2 separate regions of the Homo sapiens genome follow, and region 2 is linked to region 1. Evidence: read pairs that join two places in POLR2A ChIA-PET (ENCODE). Cell type or tissue: OCI-LY7. All regions are shown on one strand. Each heading gives the region's core, and the rest is flanking DNA. Links, peaks and the distances in the headings are about the cores only. Region 1 overlaps SORL1 (sortilin related receptor 1). Region 2 overlaps SORL1 (sortilin related receptor 1).

Region 1 (4,402 bases), core at 102-4,101:
ATATCTTGTTATTGATTTCTAATTTAATTTCCTATAGTCAGAGAAGACACTTTGTATGATTTCAGTCCCTTTAGATTTGTTGAGATTTATTTTGAGATCCAGCCTGTGGTCTATATTGTTGAATATATCACGTGCACTGGGAAGGAATATGTATTAAGCAGTTGTTTGAGGTAGTGTTCTGTAGATATTATTTATATGAAGGTGGTTGATAATGTTGTTCAGATCTTTTGTGTTCATATTGATTTTTGGGGGTTCTAGTTCTCTAAATTCCTAAGAGAGGAATGGTAAGATCTCCTACTATGATTCTGAAATTGCCTCTTGCTCCTTTAAATTCTATCAATTTTTGCTTTATTTTGGTATGCATTTTGAGTCTCTGTTGTTAAGTGTATTCACATTTATAATAATATTTTCTCATGAATTGTCCCTTTTATCATTATGAACTATCTCTCTTTATCTATTGTAATGCCATGTGTCTTAAAATCTATTTTATCTGATATTAAAATAGTTACTGTAGCCTTCTTCTGTTTACTATTTGGATATTACATCTTTTTTTGAGTTGGTGTCTTACTCTGTCACCCAGGCTGGAGTGCAATGGTATGATCTCGGCTCACTGAGACCTCGACCTCCTGGGTTCAAGTGATTCTCCTGCCTCAGCCTCCCGAGTAGCTGGGATTTCAGGCGCTCACCACCACACCCGGCTAATTTTTGTATTTCTAATAGAGACGGGGTTTCGCCATGTTGGTTAGGTTGGTCTTGAACTCCTGACCTCAAGTGATCCACCCACCTTGGCCTCCCAAAGTGCTGGGGTTACAGGTGTGAGATACCACGCCCAGCCCTGGATAGTACATCTTTTAACATCCATTCGCTTTCAACCTATATATGTCTTTATATTTAAAGTGTTTTTTTTTTCTCTTTTTTGAAGTTGGGTCTTGTGTGTTGTCCAGGCTGGTCTTAAACTCCTGGGTTCAAGTGATCCTGCCAAATAGTTGGACTTAAAGGCACATGCCACCATGCCCAGTTCTTTGAAGTGTTTCTTCTAGACAACATATAGTAGGGTCTTGCTTTTTTACTCATTCTGCCAAGCTCTGCTTTTTAACTGAAATGCTTAGGCCATTAACATTTAATATAATTATTGATGTATTTGAATTTAGGCCTAATATTTCATTTATTTTCTTTTCATTTCTCCTATTTATTATTCCTCTGTTCCTTCTGTCCTCTCTCCTTTTGTATTATCTAGATACATTAAGTATTCTACTTTTATTTAGATTTTTTGGGGGGCTTATCTATGTGTATTTCTAGTGACTTCTCTAAGGATTACAACATACATATCTAATCTTTTATAGTCTTCTTTGAGTTGATAATTGCACTTAACGTAAAATTTAGAACCCTTTCAACCATACAAGTCCCTTTTCTCCTCCCCCACCTATATGTTATTTTCATATTTATCACATCAACACACATTACAAAACCCACAAAGCAGTGTTTGTTTTTGCTTCAAATTATCATATGAATTTCAAAGAACTTAAATATTTACCCAGATATTTACCATTTCTCTTGCTTGCTCTTCGTTCTGGAAAAATCTCTGTTTACCCATGGGAAATTTCCCTATAGCCTAAAGAAATTCCTATAGCATTTCCTGTAGCGAGATCTGTTGGCTGTGAATTCTCTTGTTTTTCCCTCTTTTGAAATTTCTGTTTTATTTACCTTCATTCCTGAAGGATATGTTTATTGGATAGAGAATTCTGGGTTGACAGTAATTTTCTTCCAGTACTTTAAAGATGTCTACTGTTTTCTTGTTTCCGTGGGTTCTGATGAGAAACCTCTCTTCACTTTAGCTATCATTCTCCTGTGTGTAACATGCCATTTTTCTCTAGATGCTTTGGAGATTTTTTTTTCATTGGTTTTCAGCAGTTTTGGTATGATGTGTCTAGGAGGGCTTTTCTTTGAGTTTATTCTCTATGTAGATGCTGATTTTGAATCTATATTTATATCTTTCAACAAATTTGGGAAATTTTCAGCCATTATTTCTTCAAATATTTTTTTTCTGCTCCCATCCCTTTCTCCTGTTCTTCTCGGACTCCAGTTACATATTAGACCTACTGTTATTGTTCCTTGTGTCCTTGGCAATCTTTCTTTCTTTGAAATCCTTTTTCCCCTGTATGTTCTCTAGAACACACAGATAGATCTGTAATTTCTACAGATCTATATTTATTTTGAAGTTCACTAATTCCTTTGTCATTGCTTTTCTGATGTTGAGCCCATCAGTAAATTTCTTATTTCGGACATTATATTTTTCTGTTATAAAATTTGTTTGGTTTCTTTTTAAAAATTGTTTCCACTTCTCTGGGAGAATTCTTTTCTCTCATTCATTTCACGTGTATTTTTCTTTCCCTCATGGGACATGGTTATAATAGCTATTTTAAAATTCCAGCCAGGTATGGTGGCTCATGCCTATAATCCCAGCACTTTGGGAGGCCGAGGCAGGTGGAAGCACTTGAGGTCAGGAGCTCGAGACCAGCCTGACCAACATGGTGAAACCCTGTCTGTACTAAAATTATAAAAATGAGCTGGGCGTGGTGGTGCATGCCTGTAATCCCAGCTACTTGGGAGGTTGAAGCAGGAGAATCACTTGAACCCAGGAGGCAGAGGTTGCAGTGAGCTGAGATTGCACCACTGCACTCCAGCCTGGGCAACAGAGTGAGAATTTGTCTCAAAAAATAAAAAATTAAAAAAATATTCCAATATATGGGTCACTTGGGATTGGCACCTTTTGACTATCTTTTCCTTTGAGAATTGGACACATCTTATGGATATGTTTGTATGCTGTATGTTAAGTAATTTTGGTTTGTATTCTGCACATATGAATGAAATTCATGAAATTAAGCCTTCTGGAGGATATTGATATTTTTGTCTCAGCATGTAATCAGCCTGTTTAGGTTCTGACCCTGAGTTCTGTCTTGCTTTCTGTAGGTGGTAGTTTAACTCTCAGTTCAGTATGCTAAGCCTTTGTTACACTGGTTTGTGTCTGTTTCATGCACGTACACTTCAGGGGTTAGGCTGCGACTTGCGTAAGTTCATATACAAAATTAGGGGATTTACTTTTTTGACACTCTCTGCTATGGGATTCCATCCACACTTTACCTACCCTATAGGGGCTCCTTTCTCTGGTTCCTTTGGGGGAAATAATATCTATTGCAGTTTTAGCTGTGACTGAGACTGAGGTGCACCCCATGACTGGGACTTTTCCTTCGGGCAAAGCTTTACCAGGATATTCATGACTTGTGTGTGTAGCTTCTCTAGGTTTTAAATCTCCACAAGCGGCTTGCTTTCGTTTACTTTTCAGCATCCACTGGTAGTTGTTTTTTGTCCAGAGTTTTCAGCTGTAATTAGCAGGAAGGATGGGCTATAGAGGGCTAATACTGTCATAGTAGAACTGAAACCCCAGTTACTTAATTTTTAATCAAGGGTTGGTGGGAGTCATAGATTTGGATTTGAGTCCTACCTCTGCTGTTCACAGTCTACCATTTTAATATTAAGCCCGTGTTTCTTCATTTGGGAAAAAAATTGAGATACTAGAACTTGCTCCACCTGTCCCTAGGATTGTGTGGAACAGATGAGATAATGGATGTCAATGTCTTCTGTAAACGGAAAAATTGTTTTCAAGTGGTTGTCATTGCTGTTATGTCTATGTGCACGTGTGTGCATGCCTGTGGGCATGTGTACATGGTTTCTGCACAATTACCTCCACAGCAGTGGTGTCACCATGGATTTTTCCTCTTCAGGCACTTCCTGGACCTCACTACTACACATGGGGAGACCACGGCGGAATCATCACGGCCATTGCCCAGGGCATGGAAACCAACGAGCTAAAGTAAGTGTCTCTGATGAGGCCTTTTAACATCAAACTTTCTCCCAGAAATTTACGTCTGTGATTATAATTGGATTATCTCTCTATAGCACTATGTTGTTGACAGCACAATTTGTGATCTCTGGATATGAGTTAAACTTTTTTTTTTTTTTTTGAGATGGAGTCTTGCTCTCTCCCCCAGGCAGGAATACAATGGTGCGATCTCAGCTCACTGCAACCTCCACCTCCTGGGTTGAAGCGATTCTCCTGCCTCAGCCTCCTGAGTCTGGGATTACAGGCACCTGCCACCACGTCCGGCTAATTTTTGTAATTTTAGTAGAGACACGGTTTTACCATGTTGATCAGGCTAGTCTCGAACCCCTGACCTCAGGTGATCCACCTGCTTCGGCCTCCCAAAATGCTTGGATTACAGGTGTGAGCCACTGTGCCCACCCCGATTTAAACTCTTTATCTCCCAAATGGGAATATAAGAACCTGTCCTTTCTATCACAAAGGGAGATTGTGAGCAAGAGGGCAATTAATAATAATGGCCAA
Region 2 (4,402 bases), core at 69-4,068, 85 kb after region 1:
TAACTGGTGTTCAGTAAATACATGTTGACTGGAGAAATGGACAACAAACTAAGGGAGGAGTGGTCCAGTCCCTGTTACGTATGTACCAGCAGCAAGTCTCAGCTAAAATTCCTCTATCTAAGCACGTGCTAAAGGATGGATTTTAATTTATTTCTAAGTGGCGAAAGCTGCCTGTAACTGTTGAGAATGACTTGGGAGCTTCTTCCTGTCTCCTCCTTCTAGGCTGTGAAGCACTTTCAGTCATGTTTTTATTGAGTCCTTGTCATAGCCTTATAAAGTAGAGACTACAAATGTTCTATTGTTACTTTTTTTTTTTAACTGAAAGTCTACAAGGTGCCCGAGGAGGCTGTTATTTTGACTTTTGCACATTGAGCACCTACCATGTACAGGCATTTACACAGGCATTCTACGCATATTATTTACATAACCCCAAGTATAATTCCGTGAGATATGCCCGCTTTACAGAGGCAAAACTGAAGTTGAAAGAATAAGTCATACGCTCAGACGGTGGCAGAGCCAGGATTGGAACCCACATCTTTCTAACTCCACAGCCTATGATCTCATTGCCTTAGTGTTGCCCCAGTAGAAACTGGCAGAGTCAGGAGCAGAAGCCTTAACTAGCTGTTGTTTGAAATCTATTAGGGCTAGTGCGATGCTAGGCATTATGCCAAGCACTTCCTAAGCATTTTCTTTTTTTCTCCCTGCCAGCCAGCAGCTGCTGTAAGTGCTGTTATTTTTTTCTCCATCTTACAAACAAGGAAATAGAGAGTTTAAATACTTTACCCAAGGTTATACAACCACAAAGTATAGAGTCAGGCCTTAAACCCCAGTCCTTCTGATTCCAAAGGCTATCTTGTTAGCGTAACCTCCCCCTTCTCACTTTTCTTTTTCTTAGTTTTAATAGCATTTCCTCTGATCAGAAAGGGGATACATATTTGTTTCAGAAAATTGAGAGAACAAAAAGAGTGTAATGAAAATTAAAATTGCCTATAATTTCACTTTTACATTTCAGATATCTTCTAATATATTTTTCCATGGATTGATCTCTTTATATCTTTTTTCTAAAATCAGAATAATGCCATAGGTAGTATTGTATCCTGCCCTTTTCACTTCACATAAAATTGTGAGAATTTTCCAGTGTCATCAAATATTTTTGAAACAACCTTTAGTGCCTGCACAGTAGTTGATGGAATGCACATTATTTAATTATTATCCTGTTACTAGACAATCAAATTACATTCAGTTTTTTCCTGCTGTAACACTGTGATGGGGATCCTTGTTAAACACACTTTTGAGTCTTTCTCTGACTTCATGGGATAACTGGATTGAAGGGTATGATTTCCAAGGTTCTTGTTATACAAGGCCAAATGGCTTCCAGGAGCGTTGTACCAACTCCTATCCGCGGATGGGCAGCTTTAAAGAAATTACCCAGTGCTTGTGCAGTGTGTTACGTACCGTCATCATCAGTACATAAACGTTGAATGAATTTGTCATCTAATGACAGTCCTACAGCACATGGGACTCATTTAAGTCAAGAGATTACTATTTTTTTTTAAAAAAGTGCATGTACCAAGACACGTTCTTGACTAACACCCCCAACTTCCTCCTGGAATCTCCTTTTCCTGTTTTCACAGTTGGCAATCTGACAGCTCATACATCCTATGAGATTTCTGCCTGGGCCAAGACTGACTTGGGGGATAGCCCTCTGGCATTTGAGCATGTTATGACCAGAGGGGTTCGCCCACCTGCACCTAGCCTCAAGGCCAAAGCCATCAACCAGACTGCAGTGGAATGTACCTGGACCGGCCCCCGGAATGTGGTGAGTCAGCCAGAATGACCATCACAAAGTGAGTGTGGACTGTCCCCTAATGCTACGCCACCACACAACTCCAGGGCTTTTCTCTCTTTTGCAAATGTTCCGGTGCCCCTGCTGCTCTTGGATATAGGCCTTTCTTTTTCCTTTGTTTTCATACGTGCATTATGATTCACTATGATCAGATCTGTGCTCCTTTTTGAGTCTACTGTTTTACTTTCCACTCCTCCCCAGTGTGTCCCCTTTGCTTTTAGATCAACCGTCCCAAGGCTCTTGGCACATTCGTCCCCCTCTTGCCTCTGTACTTGGCTTATGCCCTTTCTCCTCCTTGGTGTCCTTCCCTCCTCTTGCTATGCAAGAAAATCCTCCCTTCTATAGTTGATCTCTCTCCCTATGAACTCCTAATATATTTATAGTTGGTTCCATATAGCATGATATTTCATTGAATACAGCTTTACCCTATTTGATAATTTTTGTCTGTTACTCTTACCTTCCTAACTAGTTTGTAAGTTCCTTGAAGGGAAGGATTGTTTTCTGGATTTTCTCAATGGAAAAGCATACAGAAGTAAATTTATAATAAGGAATTAGTAAATCCTTAGTGATGAGCGGAGGAACTAGCCTAGGTCTGGTCTTCTGAGGATATCTTCAGCGTGCATTTGTCACAGGGCTGAGTCATAGGGAAATAACCAAAGTTTGCAAGTAGCTGTCTGTAAAATCAGTGAAGAAGAAGGAAGAAGTAAGATTTACTGAGCAGCCAGTAAGTGCCAGGAACAATATAAAATCCGATAAACCCCTGTTCCCCCTTATTCCTTTCATTGGTTCTGTGGGTAAATATTCCCATTTTGCCAGCAAGGAAACTAAGGCTCAGTGAGGCGAAGTAACTTGCCAGAGTTAAAGCTCTCACAAGCAGTAGACTGAGTTTCAGCTCAGGTCTGGCTAATTTAACAGCCTCTGCTCTTTTGTGTGTCCCAGCACCTGACGCTGAGGCAGGGACAGTGATGAGAAGCCCTGACCTATCCCCGGAGCTCTCTTTTACCTGGAAGTTGAGTCTACTCATAAAGAACCCTTTCTTTCCATTTATATACCTGGCAGCACATGACCGCCTCATCACCCCCAACTATCTCTCCAGAGTAGGGCAATTGCACAGAACACTGAAGCCTGACTTGATTTAGGGTCTCCAATTGTGCATGAAGTTGGAGGAGGCTTCCTGCACCTCATCTCAGCTCATGCACTGGTCACACTAAAGGTGGCTTTCAGAGGTGAGAGCGCAAATGAGATCACCTGTAGGAAGCTCTCTGCTTCTGCCCCTCTTTAGTTCATTGAGGACCCTGGCAGCTCTCATGATTTTCCTGTCTACTGTGAGAAGTGCCATTGTCACTGTGCATGTGGGGAACCTCTCATCCCTTGGCTCCCGTGGCTCTGTGGACCCCTTTCCTCTCCAGAGACACCCCATCCCTGGCGGTCACCAGCCTTGTCCTCGGTGATGTCATCCTCCCTCTGTACTCTAAGCCCCGACTTGGCCTACTCCCATCTCATGCTTTGCAGCTCCACCTGCATTTGCTTTGGGACCCCTTTGAGTCCCTCAGCGCTTCTCTTTCCTACATCCTCCCAGGCGATCACCCCCTTCGGGGCTTCCCTTCCTGTTTCTCTGTCTGTGTTCTCCCATCTGTCTGTCCTTTCTCATCTGTCAACAAAAAGAGTCAAACTCTGTAAAATATATGAAAAGATTTATTCTGAGCCAAATAGGAGTGACCATGGCCCGTGACACAGCCCTCAGGAGGTCCTGAGAACATGTGCCCAAGGTGGCCGGGATGCAGCTTGGTTTTATACATTTTAGGGAGGCATGAGACATCCATCAAATACATTTAGGAAATACACTGGTTTGGTCCAGAAAGGCAGGACAACTCAAAGTGGGCATGGGGAAGCAGGGGTTTCCAGGCTATAGGGAAATTTAAACATTTTCTGGTTGTCAATTGGTTGAGTTTGTCTAAAGACCTGAGATTGACGGAAAGGAGATGTTCAGGTTAAGATAAAAGATTGTGGAGACCAAGGTTCTTTTGACGTCTTTTAGTGGCTGCCTTTAGGGGAAATAGATGACAGATGTTTCCTATCCAGATCTTTAAAAGGTGCAAGACTTTTAGCTAATGTCTTTAGGATTGGGAGGGCCTGGAAGAAAAAGATCTAGCTATGTTAATAGAGATTCTTTACAGATGCGAAGGTTCCCCCACAAAGGACAGCTTTTCAGGGCCATTTCAAGATATGACAAAGAAACATGTTTTAGGGTAAAATATTTTGATTTTCTTCCTTGTCTCATAATGTTATGCCAGAGTCAACTTGGAAAGTAAGTCACGATATATAGGATTAAATAAAACCCATCTGATGAGAATTTATGGTTTGTAGGACATGACTCCCCAGACCCCTTAGATAGGGATTTGGGCAAGATTTAAAAAATCAGAGCTTAGTCCTCACAGCTGCTGAGCAGTGCTGGAGAAAGTCACCCTGTTGCCTGGGACTTGGAAATCCCTTTGTGGATCCCCGCTCAGTTCCTGCTCATCCCATGGATCCTGCAGCTCCTACAGTCCTCGTCAA

Evidence for each region. ChIA-PET counts read pairs that join two places held together with the same protein. Peaks named below come from ENCODE experiments on the same cell type or tissue, not always from the same donor. Only the 100,000 strongest peaks of a DNase experiment are listed, where the experiment ranks them.
Region 2: POLR2A ChIA-PET joins it to region 1 with 5 read pairs; 4 of 35 experiments call an interaction of 5 or more read pairs at or near these places.

What each region holds. Positions count from the first base shown.
Region 1 is chr11:121,528,682-121,533,083 of GRCh38, forward strand. SORL1 (sortilin related receptor 1) reads left to right here. Exons shown (of 48, transcript NM_003105.6): 12 at 3,783-3,871. Among named protein-coding and RNA genes, the nearest start is that of SORL1-AS1, 78 kb to the left of the region's middle. In OCI-LY7, for the core only: no CTCF peak of the experiment used is centred there; no DNase peak of the experiment used is centred there; H3K27ac peaks cover 1,157 bases.
Region 2 is chr11:121,613,237-121,617,638 of GRCh38, forward strand. SORL1 (sortilin related receptor 1) reads left to right here. Exons shown (of 48, transcript NM_003105.6): 41 at 1,635-1,819. Among named protein-coding and RNA genes, the nearest start is that of SORL1-AS1, 160 kb to the left of the region's middle. RefSeq lists a silencer at 1,284-1,578. In OCI-LY7, for the core only: no CTCF peak of the experiment used is centred there; no DNase peak of the experiment used is centred there.